Regions from separate parts of the Homo sapiens genome. Here region 1 is linked to region 2. Evidence: read pairs that join two places in POLR2A ChIA-PET (ENCODE). Cell type or tissue: GM12878. All regions are shown on one strand. Links, peaks and the distances in the headings refer to the core of each region. The heading gives the core; the rest is flanking DNA.

Region 1 (9,684 bases), core at 999-8,998, 190 kb before region 2:
GAATTTTCAGTTAGCCTTGACACCACAACCTACAAAAAACAGAAACAGAGAGAGAATGAAAGAGAGAGAGAGAGAGAAAGCAGCCATAGCCCTGCCTTTAGACCAGGCCTTCATAAGTTACTACAGGATAGAAAAAGAGAAGTGAAAATATAATTTTATTTCTGCATTTCTAAAAAATAAATAAAATAATCTACTGATTAAAAATTTTTTTTTCAGAAAGTTGTATTGAAACACATTAGTACTTATTGGATCTTTTATAAAAGAAATAATTTTCTAACATTACAAGCATTAAGTATTTCATGTATTTTAGACATATTTTCTTCATGCCACTTTTGTCTAGGCAGTTAATCCTTCCCTAGCCACATATCATGACCATGAAAACTTGCAGTAATTTCCATTTTTTTACAATAGAGCAATACAAGGGCCATCAGATCCACGTCTGGCTCCCCTCTTGATGAACTCAGAAGGAAAGCCACTCATTGTTGCAGCAGCTGTTTTTGCTTCCAAATCCAAAAGGGAACTTGAGTATTTTATCTTATTTTATATTTTGATTTAAAGGGTTTGTGATTCAAGTTTTGCTTTCAAGTCAGTGACGTGGTCTTCCACATATAGCCTGCTGGAATGACTTGAATTAATGCATTTCATTCTTATTTTGACTAAAAAGGAAAAATTTCCTCGAATATAGTACTAGAGCATGTGATTATTTATGTGCATGAATTATGATTGAATGAAAAATGCCTCCTGACAAAAATATTAATGTGATAGCTCGATCTATTTGGAATGTGAGACACTCACTCATCGGGGCATTATATCTTTTTCACATAAGTATTTTGTTGTTAAAATGGCTTCCCAGAAAATAAGTACAGGTGTTAAACACTGGGTTCTGGTACTTAGGCTAGTTGAATAGTGCCAAGCACTCTATGAGGTTGAGACAATCAATTCTTCCATAGGCAAACTGTTGATTGACCTTTTTTTTTTTTTTTCCATTTGTAACCAATGTTTGGTGTTGCAAAACAGGGCTGCAGAGTAGTGAGATGCGGGGTGGCACACAGTGCAGATGAGCTCCTTGCCAAGCTCTGTCTCTAAAAGGCAATGAATTCATTTGATGGGTTTTGATTTTTATGCCAATCTGGTTTTCAAACCAAAGCTATTGCCTATGCTGATATCTAGAAAAACTATTTTTCCAAGGAGCATACAGCCTTAAACAAGGTGAGGAGTATTTTAATTTTGTTTTATTTTAGTTACTTAAGGCAGTAAGCAAACTTAATCTGCATTACCAGACATAAAAACGCGTTTTATACTTCCATGCGTTAAATGAGTCTTCTCAAAGTCCATGGAATTAAAAGTACATTTAAATCACAATAAACTAAGTTTATAAAATTAAGTTTTTCCCAGTAGAGAATGACTAAGAAAATCTGATTAATTCATACACTTGACTCAATGGAATTGTAATGCTCTTTTTGCTGAGCGTTAAATAAGGCCTGGCCTTGACATTCCACATCCCAAATAGGGATTTAGTTCCTGCTATAAACTTGAGACTATTGCCCAGCACTAATGCTGTTTTAATGCCTAGTATTTCTATTTGAAATTATCCATGACCTCTTCTCTGCCTCTAGGGTGGTATACCTTGACTCAGATGGACGACATGCTATGCAATGTAACTTAACTTCTAAAGGAGGTATTTCCTGGTGGAAATCTCCACAGGAAAGCATCCTGTTTTATAACTAATGAGACTCAAAGACGGGAAGGTTAGTTATAACCATTCGAAAGTCATATGTCAGCTAATTATCAGATCTTAATGACTTGCCCATGAAATTGGGAGTGCATATTGCTTTAATGAGACCCTTTATTTATTCCCCAGCCTCCTTCCCTAACTTTAATCTGTTTCTTTTTTTATTAAACAAAGTGAATAGAAATTCTTGACCTCCAAATATAGAATGTAGTGAAAGAAATGATTAGGAAAGGCCCCATGGTAAATAAAGACTTCAGACTATCTCCACAGGAGTCTCCCAGCCCCTAGTTCATAAACTTTAGAAAGATGCTCACCAGCTCAGTGAGTTGCTGAGTGGGGAAGAAAGCCTGACTCCATCTCTCCCTAACTCCCCCATCCCAACTCCTTTCACATCAAAGCAACTATAAAAATAAACCCAAATCTTGAGCCCTGATCAATTCGTCTTGTCTACACCTTAACTTGAAAAAAAGAAAAAGAATAAAAGAAAAAAGAAAAGAAAAGGAATAAAACCTCAAGGAGCAAAGCACAACACAGGCTTGTAATAGCTACCAGGGACCTTGGTCTAGGTATGTGTGTAGAATAGCATTGCGGCAGAGGTAAACGAGGAGAAGGCCAGGTGGTTTATATTATAAAAATAACATTCTGACCCACCATGTGCATGAAACATTTCTTTCAGTTGACAGGAACTGGTGAGTTTTCTCTGAAAATTGGACTCCCAGAGCAGTCCCCTCCCCCACACCTAGCTAAGACCCCCATCCCCAGCACACACAGAGCTCTAAATTGTTCCCAACATATTTGCAGCCACCCTGACCTATGGATAGACACGATATTAACTTGGGTGACTGAGTTCCAACGGTTGCCCTTTTTCACATCACCATCTGGAAGGAGAAAAAATGTTAATATATCCACAATTAGATAAATTGGAACACATGCAAATGTTCATGCTTCGGTCAGGGTAGTCAAGGTTTTAAAGCACTGAAAGGGGTTCCGTTAGCAACAGGGTCTGGTTTGTGGCATTCTTCGTGAAGGCTTGCTGTCAGGATGAAACCGAGGTGTTGGTGACACTGACCAGAGCTGTCAGGCAGTACGCACAAACTCCGCAAGTCACTTGCTAAAAGTCGGACTCCAAGTCACAAAAGCAAAATGTTCCCAAGCACCTGAATGACAGACCTAACAGCCGATAGGATTTGGGCAGGAATTCTCACTTCTCACAGAGTCAATTTATTTGGTTTTGCCACCTGCAAAGTCCCAGCTTTGGAAAACCCCTTGGGTACCATGTGCTATTGAATAAATGCCACCTAAATAACACTGACCTGCCCTTGACCCCAGAGAAGATGGCATCTTCAGCTTTGAATCTGCAAATAGATACAATCTGTCACATTAGCTATTACATTACTGTTCTTTTTTTTTTTTTTTAATCCTGCTTCTTACAGACTGTGTTTCAACTCCTTGGCTACCATTGGGAGGCACCAGTGAAAAGGTGCCTAAAATGTGTTTTATACATTTTAGATCTGGAGACCATTTTTCTCCTGATGTCTTTAAAACACATGTGTGAATAACTGTAGAAAGTCTGTTGTTTAAGATAGAAAGTTACTTGTATCAATGTCCTTCCATATGCATTCCTAAAGAAAGCACTGTAGTTGGGATGTAAGTACAGTAAAACCTTGGGATGTAGAAACAACTACTCAACACATGTATCCTGCCTATTTTCTAATACAAAGCATGGAAAACAATCATTAATCAAATGAGGGCTACCAGGAAAGTTACTGTTTCATGTCTAAATTGCTTCAGCTTGGCCAGAAGATGGTTCTATAATCAGTAAGACACCTACAGATAGTTTTAAAGTATTTCACAAATAAGTAATAAAAAAACTAATTTCTTATTAGGAATTTCTATTTATAACACATACATGATTACCAAAATTTTATTTCAATTAATATAAGAACTTCAGTTAATGCTAAATAGTTAACTAGTCATTATTTTATTTCAGGACAGCCTACTGGTCAACAAATTAATCTTGGTTAAATCTCAACATTACATAGTGTGACACCCTGGAAAATAATCATAGAAGAAATAAAAACTGTTAAGCAGAGAAGTGAAATTGAGACCTCAGTTAGTTAAGTCAGTAGTGCTATGTACTTCCTAAGGATCTAATTGTAGAAGAACTATCATAAAGGACTTTTTTTAAACCTGAATGCTACTTTCCTTGACTCTTGGGTAGAAGCAGTTTCTCTAATGAGAAATCAGCATTTCTGATGTTAGCAGAAGTGGCTTTACAATGAAGACAATGAAGCTTCTGCAGAGGCTCTTTGTAAATCACAACGCCAATCTTTTTATTTGTAATTTCATATTGTTTTTCTTAAACAAGGGCCCCCAAATTGTGTAAGCCTCAGGCCCCACAAAACTTGGTTCTGCTCCTGCCTGTTGGAAATGAGACATGGCAGGGGCAGAGGTTTCAGCAACACTCCTCTAAGAGTTGTCCTGGGTCCACATGTCAGAATCACCCGCAAATCTTATTATATGCAGACCCCACCATCATATAGCTGAAGAGATTCGGATTCAGTAGGTCAGCTTTGGGCGCAGGAATACACATGTTTAACAAGTTCCTGGGTAACTGTACTATGAACACTAAAGTTTTTGAACTATTGGTCCAAACTCCCGGCCTAGGCTTGGCAGCAATCTTTATAGTGTACCCTATAGGGTCCTGGTGACTTGTTGGTCATCTTAATCTATGATAAAATACAGGGCCAAAATGAGTTAGTCTTGGGGGAAATTTTTTATTCATCAGAGCGAGGGAAGTTTATTTTTTGTTTTATTTATTTAGTTTTTGAATTTTAGTACAGACCAGGTCTTGCTACATTGTCCAGGTTGGTCTCAAACTCCTAAGTTCAAGTGATCTTCCAGCCTCAGCCTCCCAAAGTGCTGGGTTTACAGATATGAGCTACCATGCCCGGCCAGAGAAGTTTAATTTAAATGACTTTTGCTCTTGAAGAGTTATCAATACTTCTTGGAATGCTGAGCAACCTTGTGTGGTAGAATTCCAAAATCTCTTGGCCCCGTACTTCATCAAGAGAGTACTTAAGGTTAGAATGAGATGCTTCCTACAAGGTAACATCTGATCTCTGGCCTAGTCGCAGTTGGCCTTTCTCTATTTTCCTTCTCCCTATAGTCCAGGAAAGCATCCAAAGGAGAACAACAGGAGGGAGGAGGAAATTGAGATAATGTCAGCATATTCCTGTCCTCAGTGAGTACCATTTATCCCCACAGTGTACTGTATCTTGCTTGGCCTTTTGTTGTAAATGAAGTCAAGTTTGTCATGGGAGGAGATATCCTTGTAGTCTTATATCAAAATGACCCATAAAAGTGCAAAGTTGAAGCTTTGTCTAAAATACTGTACTGATTTAGAGAGTGCTATGTGACCTTAGGCAAATTATATGTCCTCTTTATTCCAAAGTGGGTGGCCATTTCTGTGAAGAGCAAAATAGCAAAGTGGTTAAAAATCTGGACTCCCAAGTCAGACAGACCAGAGAACAAAACAAATCTTGTTTTGTTCACATCTTAAGGTGCATGACCTTGGGATGTATAACCTCTTTAGGCCTCTATTTCCTCACCTGCAAAATAAGGATAATAACAAAACCAACTTTATAGGATTGTTGTGGTAACAAAATGTGATAATAAACATAAAGTGCTCAGCATAGTACCAAGCACATAGTGCCAGCAATGTGGATTATTTCATTGAGACTTCTTAATTACCTGTGGTGAGCAAAGCCTTTGTATTAGTTACCTATTGCTGCATAAGAAATAGCCTGAAAACTTACAAACATTTATTGTCTCGCACAGTTTCCGAGGATCAGGGATCTGGAAGTAGCTTAGCTGAGTGGTTTTGGCTCAAGGTCTTCTGGAAGGAGGTTGCTTTTGGTAATCTGTCAGCTGGAGGTGCAGTCATTTGAAGGCTTGATCAGGGCTGGAGGATCAGCTTCCCATCTCACTCAGATGGCTGCTGGCAGAAGGCTTTAGTTATCTGCCATGTATGCCTTTCCTTGGGACTGCTCATAACATGGCAGTGACTTTCCCCAAGGCAGTGACTTTTCCTCTTGGTTCCACTTCTCTTCTCTTATAAAGAGATGGCAAGTGAGACCAAGACGGAAGTCATAGTGTCTTTTATAACCTAATATGGGAAGGGATTTGCCATCACTTCTACCATATTCTATTGGTTACACAAACGAACTCTGGTGCAGTGCAGGGGAGGACTACACAAGGGTGTGAATGCCACGGGGCAGGGGTCACTGGGGAATCTTACAAACTGGCTACCACTGCCTTTGAATAGCTTTCCTGAGCAATGCCACAGTCACTCTTTTTTTTTTTTTTTTTTTTACTTTAATTTTAGATCAGAGCCAGGAGGCTTTGAAATGATTATAGTGGTTTATAATCTACCAGCAAATGAAAGGCATCTGAACATCAAAATAAATGTCTGAATGAGGTCTGCTGGCCACTCGGAAAGCATGTGGCTCCACATGCCTGAGAAATTCACAGCTGACTTTAGTAAAATCTTGACTTAAATATCCCAGCTCTGCACTTTCGCAAAGTGCAAAGGACAGAAGTTGTCCTTCTATATTAACAAGTAAGAATGGTTAACAGAAAAGACACGGTTTACAAATCTATATTTATGATTAGGGCCTGGCTAAAAAATAGCAAGAATGAACTGTATAACCTGGGAAGTCTAACTCTAGCAGGAAGTTACTTTGAAATAACATCATACTTCACTCGCTCCCCAACCGATGTCTTTGACGACTGGTTTGGACACATCCATAAAATGTCCTGTCACTTACCATATTTTATTTTCTTACAGTGTTTCCCACTGTTTGATAGTAACTTTAACAGTGCCTGTTCTTACAGCAACATTCACATTCTGATTTAGATTGCAACCAAGCAGATTGCCGTTTGGCTAAATTTCTTCCCCCAGTAAAGATTCTTATGGGCTGAGAGGTCCCATTAAAAGATCCCTAGAGAAAAATATGCAGCCCTTACTGGCTGAGATTTGTAGTTCTAGAATTTAGAAGAAAGCGGCTGGTTAACATTATAGACATTTTGAAGTACTTGTCTTTCAGAAATGCCAAGAACAATAGCAAGAAAAGCCCTTTGATGGCTCAGAATTTATTTTATTTTATGTACTTATTAATTGGAACACTTTCTCCCCCGTTTTAAGCAAAGATTCTGTACATTGAAATAATAAAATGAGCATAGACATGTGTCTGCTTTAAAATCTTGGTATTGGTTAGGTCTCTGTAGTCCTTTTTCATGCTTTCTGGGTAAAGGCTCTTTCTGTTCTCTCAGCCGGGCTGCACTTTGATCTCCCGAGCAGTGCCATTTGGTTGTAAACGTATGTGGTGCTTTTGATCTAGTACTTAACTGGTCTTATTTAAAATAGATAGCTTCTTTTATCTAACTAGTGTTTACTAGGTCTCTCTCTCCATAAAAGATGGTTTAAATTGCTATTATTTAGATAGAAGTTGTTTCTGAAGAGTGCCTGGATCTGAATCTAATTCTCTAAATTCTAAAACTCCAACAGCTCTATGATAGATTTTGTAAAGCTAAATTCCTATTAAAATGAGCTGTTCCTACAGATGTCAGGTAATACTTGCAAAAACGTTGTTTGCTTTTTAATGGGGAACTGATTTTCCAAAGAATAATAAACATACCCTACGCTCAGGCAAAAATGGTCATCTCAAAGTGTCTGACTGCAATGACCAATTATCCATCTGAAATTCATTAATATATTTTTATATGACTAAGTTACACATACCATAGACGGTTTATTGAAATTGCGCTCATTTAAAAAAAATAAAAAGTATATATCTTTCATTCTTTTCTTTACGAGGATCTCTTGAACATTATGTCTAGTGCTTCAGTGACTTGTTTTTTAGTTTCCTAGGCTGTATTGTTGCTTATTCAGCAAACTAGGTCACAGGAGGCGGGAGACAACTAAGTCATAGGCTCTGCCTTTAGGGAGCTCACAGCCAGGAGACGGTGGGAGCAGAGCATTAGCAAACAGTTACACTGCAGTGTGGTCAGTGCCTCCCTTGGACAGTAGTCCTCCAAGCCTAGACTTGAGAGTGGTCAAGGAAAGCTTCCTAAAAGAGATGGCACTCAAGCTTCAGTGAAAGATTGGTGACTCAATGTCCTATAAATTTTCAGCCAAGCCCATAACACAAAGCCAATCTACCTTGTCAAACCCATTCTGGTTTCATACAAGTTGCCTAAAACTTAGAAGAGGTCTAAACCTTGAATGGCCTTGCTGTCTAAAGCTTCCCCCAAAGCCTTCTTGTGTGTCAACACCAAGAAAAAAGAAAAAAAAAACTACTTTCCACACTCATTTTGGAACTTTAGCTCCATTCTTCATTCAACAGCTATATAGAAAATCACTCTTTGGGCCCAGCACTGTGGCTTATGCCTGCAATTTCAGCACTTTGGGAGGCCAAGGCGGGCGGATCACCTGAGGTTGGGAGTTCGAGACCAGCCTGACCAACATGGAGAAACCCCATCTCTACTAAACATACAAAATCAGCCAGGCGTAGTGGCACATGCCTATAATCCCAGCTACTCGGGAGGCTGAGGCAGGAGACTTGCTTGAACCCAGGAGGCGTAGGTTGCAGGCGTAGGTAGCCAAGATCACGCCATTGCACTCCAGCCTGGGCAACAAGAGTGAAACTCCATCTCACAAAAAAAATTAAAAAAAATAAAATAAATAAATCACTCTTTATTGTAAGTTATAATATCTTCTTCTGCCTGCCCTTAATTGTTCTGCTTTGTTAGTCTCCTGGCAAATGTTGTTTGTTTGGTTGGTTTTTGTTATTTTTTAATTTGTGTTTGTTTTAATTCTCCTCAGTGTCATGTTCTTGCCATTTCAAAAGTCTTGTAATTATTTCATCAACACACTCACCATGTACAAGCATCTCCAAGTGCTGAGCCTGGCTTAGCCAGTGGAGGATGCTCAAGTAATATACAAAAACAGTATGGAGAGTCCTTAAAGAACTAATAGTAGAACTACCATTTGATCCAGCAATTCCACTACTGGGAATTTACCCAAAGAAAAAAATGTCATTATATGAAAAAGACACGTGCACACTCATGTTTATAGCAGCACAATTTGCAATTGCAAAAATATGGAACCAACCTAAGTGCCTATCAACCAATGAGCGAATAAGGAAGATGGGGTACACCATGGAATACTACTTAGCCATATAAATGAACAAAATAATGTCTTTTGCAGCAACTTGGGTGGAGCTGGAGGCCATTATTCTAAGTGGAGTAACTCAGGAATGGAAAACCAAATATTGTGTTTTCACATATAAGTGGGAGCTAAGCTATGAGGATGCAAAGGCATAAGAATAATATAATGGACTTTGGGCACTTGGGGGAGAAGATTGGGAGGGGGGTGAGGGATAAAAGACTACATATTGGATACAGAGTATACTGTTCTGGTGACAGGTGCACCAAATTCCCAGAAATCACCGCATTCCCAGAAATCACCGCAAAAGAACTTATCCACATAACCTAAAAGCACCTGTATCCCAAAAACTATTGAAATAAAAAATAAAATAAAAAAAGAAATAAATATATGAGGGGGCCAGTGGCTCACACCTGTAATCCCAGCACTTTGGGAGGCCAAGGCAGGTGGATCGCTTGAGCCCAGGAGTTTGAGACCAGCCTGGGCAATATAGTGAGACCCTGTCTCTACAAAAAATACAAAAATTAGCCAGGTATGGTGCCAAGTGCCTGTAGACCCAGCTACTCAGGAGGCTGAGGTGGGAGGATCGCTTGGGCCCAAGAAGTGGAGGTTGCAGTGAGCTAAGATTGCACCACTGCACTCCAGCCTGGGTGACAGGAGAATCAGTCTTTAAAAACAAAAGTATATGAGGGCTCCTCCCAGGCCCGGAGGCTGGGAGAAGGGG
Region 2 (9,684 bases), core at 719-8,718:
GATATTGCCTAAAATCTGCATCTTTATCAAGTGATTGTGACACAGGTGGTCCTCAGATAATCCTGCACTGAAGGAATTCTAGGGTAAATAAGGAGCAGTGTGTTTAGTAGAAACTGCACTACATTTACTACAGGGTAAATGAAGGGCAGCCCAGGACTGAGGTGAGAGCCTGGGCCCTGGAGGTAGACTCTTAAGGGTTCAAATTCTGCCTCTGCCACTTCCTACCTCTGTGCCTGGGGCAAGTTCCCTGAGCTTCACTTTCTCCTTTGTAAAATGAGGACAAGTACCCTCACAGAGTTAGTGTAAGGATGAGACAAATTCACATAATTATACTTAGAACAGAGACTGGCACAAAGTAAGCACTAAAGATGTATTTGCTGTTACTATTGTATGTGAATTATAAAATTTAAATACCATGTAGATCACTTGCAAAGAAGTTTAGACTTGTAATAGCAAACCAATTTCTATAACGGTAACATATTCCAATCTGATCATTTAAAATAATGATGTGCTGGCAAACCAAGTTTTCGGTGTTGAGTTGGCATCTAAGCCCTAGGTTGGATGGGGCCTACCTAGGCCAGGAAGTGACTAGGATGATGGGCCTACCTATATAGCCATAAAAAGCAATCACAGCCTTTCTTCCATAAAAGTCAGAAGATAGAAAAAACATTTTTTGAAATGATGTGGGCCAGGCACAGTGGCTCATGCCTGTAATCCCAGCACTTTGAGAGGCCGAGGTGGGTGGATCACCTGAGGTCAGGAGTTCAAGACCAGCTTGGCCAACATGGTGAAATCCCGTCGCTACTAAAAATACAAAAATTAGCCTGGCATGGTAGCAGGTGCCTGTAGTCCCGGCTACTCGTGAGGCTGAGGCTGGAGAATCACCTGAACCCGGGAGGTGGAGGTTGCAGTGAGCCGAGATCACGCCATTGCATCGCTCCCAGCCTGGGCAACAGCAAGACTACATTTCAAAAAAAAAAAAAAATCTGTTAGCCCGAATTGTTATTGACTTGCTCTTTCTAGAGAGATGTTTATACTCTTGAATATTCTGATTTAGTTTTCCTTTTTGTTTGTTTCTTACAGCTATGCTAAAATAAAGCTTGCCCAAGGTTCACTCCCATAAAATGTGTCCTTGAGCTTTTTGTTTGTTTTTTAGCTTGAGAAGGTCCTATAATATTTGTGCTGAAAATTACATTTGACTATGATTCTTGGCTGACTCTCAGCTGATTCAGGTGCTTTTTTCCTCCCTTTGGCTGATGGTTGCCAGCACAGGCTGTCAGTCAGTCAGCACCATTTATGGAGGGCCCCTGGTGTGCAGGGCCTCAAAGAGACCTCAAAACAAAACAGGAGCTAACGCTTCACTTTTATGGCACATACAATCTATTGGGCCAATCAGGACAAGCACACAGGATACATACATAATACATGAAACATGACACAGACATATACCATCGTGTACTAGCAGGATCAGCCTGAGGCAAATTTTCCATTTCTTCCTCACTTCCAGGTGCTGCTTTACAGCCGACAAATATTTATCAAATGACATCTGTGTAACATCCTTGAGTAAGTGACAGATACTGCCCTTAATTTCCTCCTACCCAACCAGTACTTTCTAAGCTATTGGCCACTTTCCACAACTCACTCCCCAAGCCCGTCTCCCAACTTCAGGGTCCTCTTTCTCTCCTCAGGGCCCTTTGCTTAGCTAGCTATAAAGAAATATTAATTTTTTAAGATGTCACACTAAAGCATGACTAGTGAGTTACAATGTAATATTTTAACTTTTTATTAGTCCAAAGGAATAAATCTATAATGGTGAAATTATAAAAGAAAAGGCAACTGGATATTTTGACGTGTATGAAGTTTCTTTCTTTTTCTTTTTTTTTTTTTTTTGAGACAGAGTCTCACTGTGTCGCCCAGGCTGGAGTGCAGTGGCCTGATCTCGGCTCACTGCAAGCTCTGCCTCCTGGGTTCCCGCCAGTCTCCTGCCTCAGCCTCCCAAATAGCTGGGACTACGGGCGCCCGCCACTGCGCCCGGCTAATTTTTTGTATTTTTAGTAGAGACGGGATTTCACCGTGTTAGCCAGGATGGTCTCGATCTCCTGACCTCATGATCTGCCCGCCTCGGCCTCCCAAAGTGCTGAGATTACAGGCGTCAGCCACTACGCCCCGCCTGAAGTTTCTTTTTTTAGACAGCACGTTTTAGGTTTGGATTTGCAAGGCCAGCACTGTTGCTGTTATTTCTTTCCAGGTCCTCAGTGAGACCGAGGGGTCAACAAATAGTATGTTTCCCTTGGTCTTAAAATCCAAACAGCCAGGACCTGGCGTGGTGGCTCACACCTGTAATTCTAGCCCTTTGTGAGCCCAAGGCGGCAGGACGGGAGCTTGAGACCAGTGTGGAAAACATAGTGAGACCCCCATCTCTACAAAAATTAAAAAATAAAAATTAGACAGCCATTGTGGTGCACATCTTCAGTCACAACTACGTGGGAAGCTGAAGCAGGAGGATCACCTGAACCCAGAAACTGAAAGTTACAGTGAGCTACGATCGTGACACTCCAGCTTGGTCAACAGAGCAAGACCTTGTCTCAAAAAAAACAAAAAACAAAAAACAAAAAACAAAAAACATCCAAATAGTGAGGCCTCGCAGAGGCACAGTTGTTTGAAACTAGAAGAATAATATGCTCGTCCTACCTAATAATGGCTTCTCTGTAAGATATAAGTTATGCGCTTTGATTAGTAGTTGCATAACTTTTATCTACAGATAACGCACAACTTAGAACAAGAATAAATAAATACAAATCTTTAAATGCTATCCAGCCTCTTTCACTAACAACTTATTCATTGTTGCTTGAGTAACTCTAATTTAGTCTCTGAGTGTGAGTGAAGTTAACTCACCCGGACAGAGGGTCTGACAACTGCGAGCTCTGTCTGGTTCACATAGATTGTGCACAATTGTTTCAAACCAGATCTTTCTTTTGATTCCTATTAGCTCAAGTCTCTCTACCTGTTTGCCCCCAGCCAGCTAGAAAGCCCTGTTTGTCCTTCTACGACTCCTGCTTTTAGTCTTTGGCTCTACATCTGAAGATATGAATAGAAAGAAAATAAAATTATATGCCAGCAGTCTTATGTGCCCCAAGCCTCATCCTGGCCTTTTTCCATTTTTGAGTTTTAAAAGAGTGTTCTTTCTATCCTTTTCCCAACTCCAACTCAATATATTAGAGACGAGATAGAATTTGCAACTTAATTGACTAGAAAACAGTTTTTTTTGTTTTTGTTTTGTTTTTTTGAGACGGAGTCTCTCTCTGTCGCCCAGGCCGGAGTGCAGTGGCCTGATCTCGGCTCACTGCAAGCTCCGCCTCCCGGGTTCGTGCCATTCTCCTGCCTCAGCCTCCCGAGTAGCTGGGACTACAAGAGCCTGCCACCGCGCCCGGCTAATTTTTTGTATTTTTAGCAGCGACGGGGTTTCACCGTGTTAGCCAGGATGGTCTCGATCTCCTGACCCTGTGATCCGCCCGCCTCGGCCTCCCAAAGTGCTGGGATTACAGGCGTGAGCCACCGCGCCCGGCCTAGAAAACAGTTTTTAAAGCGGAATACAGTTTTAAAACTGAGAAAAAAATGTCCTTTGTATGTTTTCAGTATTTTCACAGACAATTTATTCTGGCCAACTCAAAATGAAGTTTATAATTTTAACTGTGGTATTCTTTGGATGACTAAAGGGACATACCAGGTGCTATTACTATGGGAATTCCTTACGGAGGAATGAGCCTGAAATATAGTATTGAAAGAAAGAAATATGACATAATTCAACAGAGGAAGGCATGAATTTTGAAGTGTGGGAAATCATGTGTGTAAATAACAAGATGAGAATTACTGAGTCATGTACTGAGAATAGAAAACCAGTTTCCTGACCTTCTCTGTCAGCATAGTAGAGGATTAGGACATCTGGAAGAAAGAAGAATACATTTGTAAAAGATCTTGAATTTATGGTTGGGAAGGAAAGATTGTAGAAACGAGTAAGAAATAAAATGTTTTTCTACCTTGTTTGTTAGTTAAGTATGCATTTCTCAGACTTTCTAAAGATTTCTCACTATGAATACTAAACATTTTCCTGATTTAAATCCTAAACAAATGATCTGTTTATACTGCCAGCTTTCTAAGTATAATGCAGACTTAGGTATTTGTACATAAGAAAATAAATGATTATGGTTTCTGGGAATATGCTAGAATAGATACCTTAACTGACCTTCCTGCTAAAAATAACTAAAAATGTAGAATAAAATTATTTTAATGCATTGATGACCTGGAAAGTTAGTAAGGAATACTCTTGGATCAGAAACTAAGTGAAGGCAGGAATCCCAAGGGGTAAGCCGAAGGCTGAGGCCAACTTTCACCTTGAGAGCATCTGAAGCTTCTGTTTTTATGCCTTCGAGAGTGCTGGGGACAGATGACAAAGCCCAGGGCCTGCCCAAGTTAGGGAGCATAATAAAAAACAAAATTCAGGTACAGTCTCTTTGCAAAAGACTCATCTAAAACTAAAGGATCCAGAAACATATCAGGGGAAGTGGTAACTTAAATATTACTAGAGATCAGAGTTTAACATCTGGTACTGACAGCTACAGAATGTATGAATAAGAAGAAAGTGAATTAACACCCTTTTAAGGAAACTACCCAGCACAGACTATTAAAATAGAAGATTATATGAAATACACATATGCTTCGACCTAGTAAAGCCACTTCTTTCATGATCCTTTTCAGACTTTCTTCCTTATGATTTGGAGACCTGGCTTTGATGAGATTAAGATACCAGGAAGCAGACAACCAAGTGCATGATTGGTTTAAAGTTTGTAAATGTATAAGTTGTAAACCACTATATGTTGAAATTTTAAAAATAGTGATACGTGGTTACATGGATGAAAGAAGGTCAATAAAGAATAGAAGTGAAGGAAAAGTAGCAGAGTAAAAATGTGGCCATTTTGAGCAGGCTTATGTTTGGTAGACATTAGTGTTCAGGTGGAAAACTAGTTCCTATGACTATTTGGAGGCTTGCCCTATGGCTGGGGGTGGGATAAAACACAAAACAAAAAATTTAAAAGACCAAAAACCCCTGGAACTTCCTCAGAAAATCAGGATTCCTTGCAGTAGTTTCTGGCCAGTTCTGCTCATCTAGAACCTCAAATGGGCTCAATGTCATAACAAGGAATGAAGAGCAGTAGCATGTACTGATATAGGACAAGAAAATCCTTACCATGGCAGTTAGACTCCTTTTTTTTTTTTTTTAAATGACAGGGTCTAGCTCTGTCACCCAGGCTGGAGTGCAGTGGCATGATCTTGGCTCACTGCAACCTTCACCTCCCAGGATCAAGTGATCCTCTCACCTCAGCCTCCCGTGTACCTGGGATACATGTGCCACCATGCTAGGCTAATTTTTGTATTTTTTTGTGGAAACGGTTTCGCCATGTTGCCCAGGCTGATCTTGAACTCCTGGGCTCGAGTAATCCCCCTTCTTGGCTTCCCAAAGTGTTGGGATTACCTGCATGAGCCGCCACACTTGGCTAGTTAGACTCTTGAGGGTCAAAGTGTCCACTCTTCCCCATACAAAGCCATTGGTTCTGGGCTTTCATAATCTGAAAGATTTCTCATTATGAGTGAGTTGCTGGAACCACATAATTCTCAATGGGCCTTGTGAAGAATGGGGGAGGCCCAGAGAAGTCAAACCTGTTCACCTCATCATATATTCATGATCTTGCATATAACTTTTTCACATCTGATTCATTCAGGGTAAAAGAAAGTAAAAGTAACACAACCAAGTCTGAAGTTGGTGTTGGTGGCCTGGCATCTACCACAAGGCTTTTGAAATACTACACTAATAAGTACAATACATTTATTTTTAAAAATCTATTTATTTATCAAAACAGTATTGGCACAGTAATTCTCATATTATCATCAAATAATAAAATTGCTACTTTCTGTACTCAATTCTTTAGAATCCTAGAAATTGCAAATGCATTCAATTTAACAATATTGTAAATAACAATACAAAAGAAAGAACTCTGCATATTTATGGAAACATTGTTGATGGTACAGTTCTACTGAAACTCATACACATTTCACTATTTAATTTACATATGGTCTTGTTGAAAAAAACCAGTATGTTTTACTTTTTCAATTTCCTTATGCTAAAATACATGTAATTCTAAAGGATATCTCTTAGGTGTTATAAAAACCAAGGAAGGTCCACCACCAAGTCAAAGTTAGAGTCAAAGATACTTCAAAGATTCCATGAAATGATCTGAAAACAAATTTAACCAAAAAATGTGTACTGTATTGGGGCACATCCATGGCCACCCAAACTGTATTCTATCTCTGACTGTGGCATCAAAGAAAGGTATATGGAATTATAATTGACCTTCATGATATTGCTCCAAAGTGGATTGACTAACACTTTCCCCTCTTGACCCAACATCCCAAGTCTTCCTTAATAATGCAAACATCAGTCATTTACATATTGTTTTGAGTCTTTCTAAAACTTATCTGTATTTTTATACTGTCTCATATATAGGATCACAAATTAAGTTTACTATCTGTATGTAGAGTGATCTTTTCTTTCTTTATTCCAAACTACCTTATTCAAATAATTAAGAGAAGCATTTAGCAGGGCATTTCAGAGAGCAAGAAGCGCCCTTAAAAGAAGGAGGTGGGGGGTTTCCTTAAAATATGAAGAAATGCTAAAGCTGGGTTATAAAATATGGTGCTGCATCTAAATATTTACATTCAATTATCATTTAACCGAAAATACACAATACAATCTAATTCTGCAAATTTCAAAAGATTTATTAAAAATGCAATAGTGTATGAATTATATTCCTTTCTTGTGTCTCTGTGAGGGCAGATTCGACTTCATTTGGAATGATCTCAAAAATCTACCCTTGAGGTACTTCATGAATGTAAGGCTTAAACCAAATGGTATGAATTATATTCCTTTTCCTTTTGTATCTCTGTGAGGGCAGATTTATTCATTTGACCATTCATTCATTTGACCAGAGACCATTCATTTGGAATGCTCTCAAAAATCTACCCTTGAGGTTCTTCATGAATGTAAGGCTTAACCCAAAAGGCCTTCCTGGCCTTCTTGATAAACCCTGACACCTAGTTTCTAATAATCTGAGATTTGGTGGCAAAGTCTCTGGTTTCCTGATCCTTGCCTTTCATAGTTTGTATATTTTATGCATTGGCTAATTTTCCTTGGACGTAAAACTGGTTGGGCAAACTATAGAATACTAAGCAAGGTTAAAAAAATTAAAGAAGCAAAATAGTGGCATAGCGTGAAGCAATGGAGAAAGTCACTTGAGGCTAAATAATTACAGCTGTATCTATATATCTATGTCTGTATCTCCACATATATCCATTATTCAGGAAGTTTACTTTTAAATAGGATACTGAACTGGCCTTCCCCCACCACTCCATCATCATGCATCTTTTGGCTGGATACGATAGCTGAGAGCAGGCAGCTGCACTGCCTGATTTCTTGAGACTTCTTGTTGGTTAGACAAAATATCCACAGCTCTTGACTTGAGCTTCACTGGTGTTACCCTGTTTGACTTCATGCAGGCAGTCATGTCTGATGTACCTTTTCTTTTCTTTTCTTTTTCTTTTTCTTTTTTTTTTTTTTTTTTTTTTTGAGACAGAGTCTCGCTCAGTCACCCAGGCTGGAATGCAGTGGTGCAATCTCGGCTCACTGCAAGCTCCACCTCCCGGGTTTATGCCATTTTCCTGCTGCAGCCTGCCGAGTAGCTGGGACTACAGGCACCTGCCACCATGCCCGGCTAATTTTTTGTATTTTTAGCGGAGACGGGGTCTCACCGTGTTAGCCAGGATGGTCTCCATCTCCTGACCTCGTGATCCGCCCTTCTCAGCCTCCCAAAGTGCTGGGATTACAGGCGTGAGCCACCGCGCCCAGCCTACTTTTTCTATTGACCATTTAAGTATTAACCATTAGCCAAGTCCTCAGAGTCGGAAGATTCTTCTCCAGCCATTTTATATTTTTGGTTATCGTTTCCAGAACAGTTTGAAAAATATCCAGATGTGATCCTTGAGCCTCAAGAGATTCAAAAAATAGTTTCACCTGTAAAATATTGAAGAAAAAAATTACTAACACTTTGTCTTGGCCGAGTGTGGTGGTTCACACCTGTAATCCCAGCACTTCGGGAGGCCAAGGTGGGCAGATCAATTGAGCTCAGGAGTTCAATACGAGCCTAGGCAACATGCCAGAACCCCTGACTCTACAAAAAATAACAACAACAACAACAAAAATTAGTCGGACATGATGGTGCATGCCTGTAGTCCCAGCTACTTGGAAGGCTGAGGCGGGAGGATTGCTTGAACCCAGCAGGTGGAGGTTACAATGAGCCAAGATGGTGCCACTGCACTCCAGCCTGGCTGACAGAGCGAGGCAGTTTCAAAAATAAAGAAACAATAAAACCACTTCGTCTTCCAAAAATTTTCAAAAGAGCTTGCAAATTACATACACACAGGTATAGGCATTTCTCTGCCAACCTCTAAAAGGTTATTTTCTACTTTTCTGCATAATTGTTCACTTTATTTTCAAACAATAGGTAAAGTAAGACAAAAATTATAAATCCTCATCTTACAAGTGACCACAATGTGGCTAAAGAAGTTAAATGATTTACCCAAGTCATAGAGTAAATGGTGAGCTGGGATTTAAGTTCAGGAATTCTGAATTTGCCTAAAGGGTAAATAAATTCAAGATTTATTGTGAAAAGAAGGTGCAAAGACTATAATGCTTTAAAAAAAAAAAAAAGATAGGCTGGTGGCTCACGCCTGTAATCCCAGCACTTCGGGAGGCCAAAGTGGGTGGATCACGAGGTCAGGAGATCGAGACCACCCTGGCTAACACAGTGAAACCCCATCTCTACTAAAAAAAAATACAAAAAAATTAGGTGGGCATGGTGGCAGCCTCCTGTAGTCCCAGCTACTCGGGAGGCTGAGGCAGGAGAATGGCGTGAACCTGGGAGGCGGAGCTTGCAGTGAGCCGAGATCGCAAGCCACTGCACTCCAGCCTGGGCAACAGAGCAAGACTCCGCCTCAAAAAAAAAAAAAAAAAAAAAAAGATAACTAGAATTACCAACAATAGTTTTGTTAAAAAGATCATTAAGTACGCTTCCAAACTTTAATATAATCACTCTTGCATCGTAATACAATATGAAAGAAATAATACAAAAGGGCTCACCTCTCAAGTCTATTTTCATTTTGAATGCTATGAATACACGTATTTTAAGTATTTTAAGAGTCAGGGGCTTTTTTTTGCTGTTGTTTTTTGTTTTTGTTTTTGTTTTTTGTTTTTTTGAGATGGAGTCTCACTCTGTCACCCAGGCTGGAGTGCAGTGGTGTGATCTCAGCTCACTGCAACCTCCGCCTCCTGGGTCCAAGTGATTCTTCTGCCTCAGCCTCCCAAGTAGCTGGGACTACAGGTGCGTGCCACCACATTCTGCTAATTTTTGTATTTTTATTAGAGACAGGGTTTCACCATATTGGCCAGGCTGGTCTCGAACTCCTGACCCCATGATCTACCTGCCTTGGCCTCCCAAAGTGGTGGGATTACAGGTGTGAGCCACTGTGCCTGGCCAAGTGTCAGGTTTTAATCCTGTCCCTTCCATTTACTTGCTA

Evidence for each region. Peaks named below come from ENCODE experiments on the same cell type or tissue, not always from the same donor. Only the 100,000 strongest peaks of a DNase experiment are listed, where the experiment ranks them.
Region 1: POLR2A ChIA-PET joins it to region 2 with 6 read pairs; 2 of 35 experiments call an interaction of 5 or more read pairs at or near these places.

The regions. Positions count from the first base shown.
Region 1 is chr5:97,109,221-97,118,904 of GRCh38, reverse strand. The region is part of intron 2 of LIX1 (limb and CNS expressed 1); the gene reads left to right. LIX1-AS1 (LIX1 and RIOK2 antisense RNA 1) reads right to left here. Exons shown (of 8, transcript NR_187470.1): 8 at 4,490-5,199. Among named protein-coding and RNA genes, the nearest start is that of LIX1, 29 kb to the left of the region's middle. In GM12878, for the core only: no CTCF peak of the experiment used is centred there; no DNase peak of the experiment used is centred there.
Region 2 is chr5:96,915,900-96,925,583 of GRCh38, reverse strand. ERAP2 (endoplasmic reticulum aminopeptidase 2) reads right to left here. Exons shown (of 19, transcript NM_022350.5): 19 at 5,881-8,122. The coding sequence ends at 7,979. It also overlaps a transcript of ERAP1 not described here. Among named protein-coding and RNA genes, the nearest start is that of LNPEP, 15 kb to the left of the region's middle. RefSeq lists an enhancer at 5,425-5,474. In GM12878, for the core only: no CTCF peak of the experiment used is centred there; DNase peaks (open chromatin) are centred at 3,851 and 5,646; H3K4me3 peaks cover 1,943 bases; H3K27ac peaks cover 4,308 bases.